2 separate regions of the Homo sapiens genome follow, and region 1 is linked to region 2. Evidence: read pairs that join two places in POLR2A ChIA-PET (ENCODE). Cell type or tissue: IMR-90. All regions are shown on one strand. Each heading gives the region's core, and the rest is flanking DNA. Links, peaks and the distances in the headings are about the cores only. Region 1 has its middle 22 kb from the start of ZNF710. Region 2 overlaps LOC124903550 (a long non-coding RNA gene).

Evidence for each region. ChIA-PET counts read pairs that join two places held together with the same protein. Peaks named below come from ENCODE experiments on the same cell type or tissue, not always from the same donor. Only the 100,000 strongest peaks of a DNase experiment are listed, where the experiment ranks them.
Region 1: POLR2A ChIA-PET joins it to region 2 with 10 read pairs; 2 of 35 experiments call an interaction of 5 or more read pairs at or near these places.

Annotation. Positions count from the first base shown.
Region 1 is chr15:89,977,758-89,980,667 of GRCh38, reverse strand. No RefSeq gene overlaps it. Among named protein-coding and RNA genes, the nearest start is that of ZNF710, 22 kb to the left of the region's middle. In IMR-90, for the core only: no CTCF peak of the experiment used is centred there; no DNase peak of the experiment used is centred there; H3K27me3 peaks cover 526 bases.
Region 2 is chr15:89,771,625-89,774,534 of GRCh38, reverse strand. LOC124903550 (a long non-coding RNA gene) reads left to right here. Exons shown (of 2, transcript XR_007064751.1): 2 at 1-2,441. Among named protein-coding and RNA genes, the nearest start is that of MESP2, 3.3 kb to the left of the region's middle. In IMR-90, for the core only: no CTCF peak of the experiment used is centred there; a DNase peak (open chromatin) is centred at 1,444; H3K27ac peaks cover 356 bases.

The sequences.
Region 1 (2,910 bases), core at 253-2,752, 210 kb before region 2:
CTGTTTCATTTGCTGGAAAAGGGAAGGATGGAAGAATAATCTAAACAAAAACATAGAGAAATGAAAGTACAGGCCAGGCGCGTTGCCTCATGCCTGTAATCCCAGCACTTTGGAAGGCTGAGGTGGGTGGATCACTTGAGGTCAGGAGTTCGAGACCAGCCTGAACATGGTGAAACCTTGTCTCTACTAAAAATACAAAAACTAGCCACGTGTGGTGGCACATGCCTGTAGTCCCAGCTACTTGGGAGGCTGAGGCAGGAGAATCACTTGAACCTGGGAGGCAGAGGTTGCAGTGAGCTGAGATCATGCCACTGTACTCTAGCTTGGGCAACAGATTGAGACTCTGTCTCAAAAAACAAAACAACAACAAAAAAGATTTGTGATTTAGGCAAAGAAATGTGGCCTTATTGTGGGTGGGAGAAGAAGCACAAGGGAAAGGAGAAGGAGGCAGATATACAATCTGCTTGCTTCAGCTGGGCATGGTGGCTCACGCCTGTAATCCTAGCACTTTGGGAGGCTGAGGCGGGTGGATCACCTGAGGTCATGGGTTTCAGACCAGCCTGGCCAACATATTGAAACCCCGTCTCTACTAAAGATACAAAAATTAGTCAGGCCTGGTGGTGCTAGCTACTTGGGAGGCTGAGGCAGGAGAATCACTTGAACCTGGGAGGTGGAGGTTTCAATGAGCCGAGATTGCCACTCCAGCCTGGACCACAGAGTGAGACTCCGTCTCAAAAAAAAAAAAAAAATCTACTTGCTTCATGGGAGTGGAAACTGCATACAGGTATGTCAGAGAATTGTCCTTAGTGACCAATGTGGAGGAGGGGGCAGCTATTCCTAGGGATAGCTTGGTGGCTGCCCCCATACTTCTAGATAGTCTGAGAGAGGAAATGCTGAGTATTGGGAAGCATGAGTTTTTTGTTGTTGTTGCTTTTGTTTGAGACGGAGTCTTGCTCTGTTGCCCAGTCTGGAGTGCAGTGGCTTGATCTTGGCCCACAGCAACCTCTGCCTCCTGGGTTCAAGTGATTCTCCTGCCTCAGCCTCCAGAGTAGCTAGGATTACAGCCATGGGCCACCACGCCCAGCTAATTTATTTATTTATTTATTTATTTTGAGACAAAGTTTTGCTTTTGTCACCCAGCTGGAGTGCAATGGCACGATCTCAGCTCACTGCAACCTCCGCCTCCCAGGTTCAAGCGATTCTCCTGCCTCAGCCTCCCGAGTAGCTGGGATTACAGGCGACCACTACCACGCCTGGCTAATTTTTTGTATGTTTAGTAAAGACGGGATTTCACCATGTTAGCCAGGCTGGTCTCGAACTGCTGACCTCAGGTGATCCACCCGCCTCAGCCTCTCAAAGTGCTGGGATTACAGGCGTAAGCCACTGCGCTGGCCTTTTTTTTTTTTTTTTTTTTTTTTTTTGTATTTTTAGTAGAGATGGGGTTTCACCATGTTGGCCAGGCTGGTCTTGAATTCCTGACTTCAGGTGATCCCCCGCCTCGCCTCCCAAAGTGCTGGCATTACAGGCATGAGTCACTGCACCCAGCTGGGAAACGTGAGTTTGAATACATCTCATCACAGTGATAAAGAAGGCGGGGACATCTTGCAGCAGGTGCAGGTCATTCCTCTGCAGACCCAGCTCCTCAAGTTCACTTCATGCTTTTCTCCTTCTTCTCAGCGCCTCACCTGCCTTCCTTTTGCCACCTCTTGCCCAGGTGCTGTGAGACAACCTCCTGCTCTCCCCTCCCTCCTGTGGAGTCCACTTGTGAGTAAAAAAAAAAATGGCTGGAAACATGGTGGGGTTGCAAAGATTCACATTTTCTTTGTACACCTGTAAAAAGAAAATAGGAGAGGTGTATTCTCCTAGATACACCCATATTATATATATATAAAAAAAAAAGGAAAACCATATCACATGAAGGAAAATTAAGCATTACAAAGAGACCCGTGTCAACCCCCTGAGCCCTTGGACATGCTCAGAAGCCCCCTTCAGATCCCCTCTGGAGCCTCCATCTGCCAGCTCATTCTCATTAATTAAACGTGCTTTTCTCTAGCATCAGCACTCATAACAAATGATGACAGGGTTTCGGATCCCAAATCTTTCTTTTTTTTTTTTTTTTTTTTTTTTTCTGTTTAACAAAGCACATCTTGCACCGCCCTTAATCCATTTAACTCTGAGTGGACACAGCACATGTTTCAGAGAGCACAGGGTTGGGGGTAAGGTCACAGATCAACAGGATCCCAAGGCAGAAGAATTTTTCTTAGTACAGAACAAAATGAAAAGTCTCCCATGTCTACTTCTTTCTACACAGACACGGCAACCATCCGATTTCTCAATCTTTTCCCCACCTTTCCCCCCTTTCTATTCCACAAAACCGCCATTGTCATCCTGGCCCCTTCTCAATGAGCTGTTGGGCACACCTCCCAGACGGGGTGGTGGCCAGGCAGAGGGGCTCCTCACTTCCCAGTAGGGGCGGCCGGGCAGAGGCGCCCCTCACCTCCCGGATGGGGCGGCTGGCCGGGCGGGGGGCTGACCACCCCCACCTCCCTCCCGGACGGGGTGGCTGCCGGGCGGAGAGGCTCCTCACTTCTCAGACGGGGTGGCTGGGCAGAGACGCTCCTCACCTCCCAGACGGGGTGGCGGCCGGGCAGAGGCGCTCCTCACATCCCAGACGATCGGCGGCCGGGCAGAGACGCTCCTCACTTCCTAGATGTGATGGCGGCCGGGAAGAGGCGCTCCTCACTTCCCAGATGGGATGGCGGCCAGGCAGAGACGCTCCTCACTTCCCAGACGGGGTGGCGGCCGGGCAGAGGCTGCAATCTCGGCACTTTGGGAGGCCAAGGCAGGCGGCTGGGAGGTGGAGGTTGTAGCGAGCCGAGATCACGCCACTGCACTCCAGCCTGGGCGCCA
Region 2 (2,910 bases), core at 280-2,779:
ATAAAGTAAATGATATTCTCAGCAACAATTACAGTTTAAAGGAGATTGTCAATGTCCTGTGTGGTCTTGGGGAAAGGGCTGAGTCCTGAGGCTAAGAGTCAAAAGAAGACCAGGGACATTAGGGTTCTGGCCACAGAGGTGAAGAAGTCATAGCTGGGCCTTGAACCATGCGTAGGATTTGAGTAGGGAGAGAGGCAGGTGCCGTGCTTTCCGGATGGGAACTGCATAAGCAAAGACCTGGCCTTGGGACCTTCCAAGATGCCTTAGGAGCAGGGCACTGGGGTGGTGATGTGGAAGGCCAGAGCACACCTGGGCTGGGGCCAGGTTAAGGAGTTGGTTTTGGGAGCCATAGGGACTTTTGAGCGGAAGGGTGATACAATTTTAAAAATCATTAGCTAATAACTAACTAAAGATCAACATGACAATGGTGTTCAAGAAGAGATTAACCTGCAGCAGCCTGAAGTAGCAAATGGCTTCGTAATTATTTAATCATTATTATCATTTTTTGTGGAGTTGGGTTTTACCCAGGCTGGTCTTGAACTCCTGGGCTCAAGTGATTTGCCCTCCTCAGCCTCCCAAAGTGCTGGGATTACAGGCATGAGCCACCAGGCCCAGCTGCCTTGTAATATTTTTGTGGCTGATTTTATTTTATTTTATTTTATTTTATTATTTGTTTTATTTTTGAGACAGGGTCTGTCGCCCAGGTTGGAGTGCAGTGACAGCTCACTGCAACCTCCGCCTCCCAGGCTCAAGGAATCCTCCTGCTTCAGCCTCCTGAGTAGCTGGGACCACAGGTGCACGCCACCATGCCTGGCTAATTTTTGTATTTTTAGTAGAGATGGGGTTTCGCCATGTTGGCTAGGCTGGTCTCGAACTCCTGGCCTCAAGTGATCGCCTGCCTCAGCCTCCCAAAATGCTGTTATTACAGGCGTGAGCCACTGTGCCCAGGCTTCATTTATTTTAATTTTAGAGACAGGGTCTCACTCTGTTGCCCAGGCTGGAGTGCAGTGATGCAATCTTGGCTCACTGTACCCTAAAACTGTGTTCAAGTGATCCTCCTGCCTCAGCCTCTCAAGTAGCTGGGACTACAGGCGCATACCACTATGACTGGCTAATCTTTTTTTTTGTTTCTTTCTTTTTTTTTGAGGGAGGGCGTGGCTATTTTCAAAAATTAACTTTTAATTACACAAATTATGTAACTACTACCTTTCACTGTGAGAAATGGAAACATTACAGATAAAGTTGGAGTCTCTTTAACCAACCCCATAAACCCCCAAAAGGTAACAGCTGTTATTAGGCTGTGTGTGTAGTTCCAGACCTGGCCAGTGGGTTAACATAAACGTGTATCCTTAGCAAACACACAGTAACCCTCCAGTTACATTATGTACATTGTTATGTGTAAATGTCAGCTTGTAATTTGTTTTTCTTCTTTTCTTTTTCTTTTTCTTTTTTTTTTTTTTCATTCAACAGCATGTTTCAGAGCATTCCATGTCAGGACATATTTTGCTGACTCACCCTTTAAAAAAATAATGGATCAAATTTTTAGTGGGGATAATCCCAGCACTTTGGAAGGCTGAGGTGAGAGGTTGGCTTGAGCCCAGGAGTTCAAGACCAGCCTGGGCAACATAGTCAGACCCCGCATCTAAGAAAAAAAAAAATTAGCCAGGCATGGTGGGGTGGGCCCTGTAGTCCCAGCTACTTGGGAGGCTGAGGCAGGAGGATCCCCTGAACCCAGGAGTTTGAGGTTGCAGTGAGCTATGATCGTACCACTGTGCTCCAGTCTGGCCACAGAGCAACACCCTGTCTCAAAAAAAAAAAAAAAAAAAAAGTACTGCCTGCGAATACAGATTTAACCAAAACCTTGGTTATAGTTGATCTAAATGTTTTAAATGTTTATCTCTTTAAATAATTTTTTTCTTTAGACAGGGTTTCACTCTGTCACCCAGGCTGGAGTGCAGTGGGGCAGTCACCGCTCACTGCAGCCACCACCTCCCGGGCTCAGGTAATCTTCCCACCTCAGCCTCCGGAGTAGCTGGGACTACAGATGTGCACCATCACTCCGGCTAAAATTTGTACTTTTTGTAGAGACAGAGTTTCACCATGTTGCCTAGGCAGGTCTCATACTGCTGGGCTCAAGCAATCCATTCGCCTCGGCCTCCCAAAGTGCTGGGATTACAGGTATGAGTCACTGTACGCAGCCCATGTAAATAATTTTAACTTTGGAAAAAAGGTAAAATGGCAGAAGGTACGGATACACCTTCAATAATGAAATTATGTCACTTTTTCTCCTCAGAATTTATTTTGAAATATATCGGAGAAAATATGCCCAAGTCACTGCTCTAACGTTATGATGAAGTAACACTTGGTGTTGAATAACTCTGGGCAAACAACTATCGTTTAGTTTATTCTAGCTGCTATGAATAAAGAAGAGAAAATTTTAATTGGTCCATAACATGAAAAGAAGGTGGGATAGATTTCAAACAGGCTTTCTTTGGAGAGAAGCAGTTAGTTATGGAACATTTCATGGCTTAAAAGGGTTTAAACCAAAATTTAAAAAAAACAACAACAAAAAACAACTATTTCCTAAGGGGAAATAAGGGACAACTTGTAAAACATTCACCCCTAGACTTTTTGGGTTGAAATAATGGCACATGTAGTGTAGGTACATCATTTATTGGTCCGAGGCCACACAACACTATAAAGCTCTTGACATACTGTCTATCAGGGAACTTGCATGTATCCATTCAACAGTTATAAACAAAATTCATCAGGCTTCATAGATATGTCTTGATCTAGGTGCTGCATTTCAGATAGAGCAGGTGCTGTTTCTATTGGTGTTTCTTTATTATTTATTTATTTTTTTTGAGATGAAGTTTCGCTCTTGTTGCCCAGGCTGGAGTGCAATGGCAT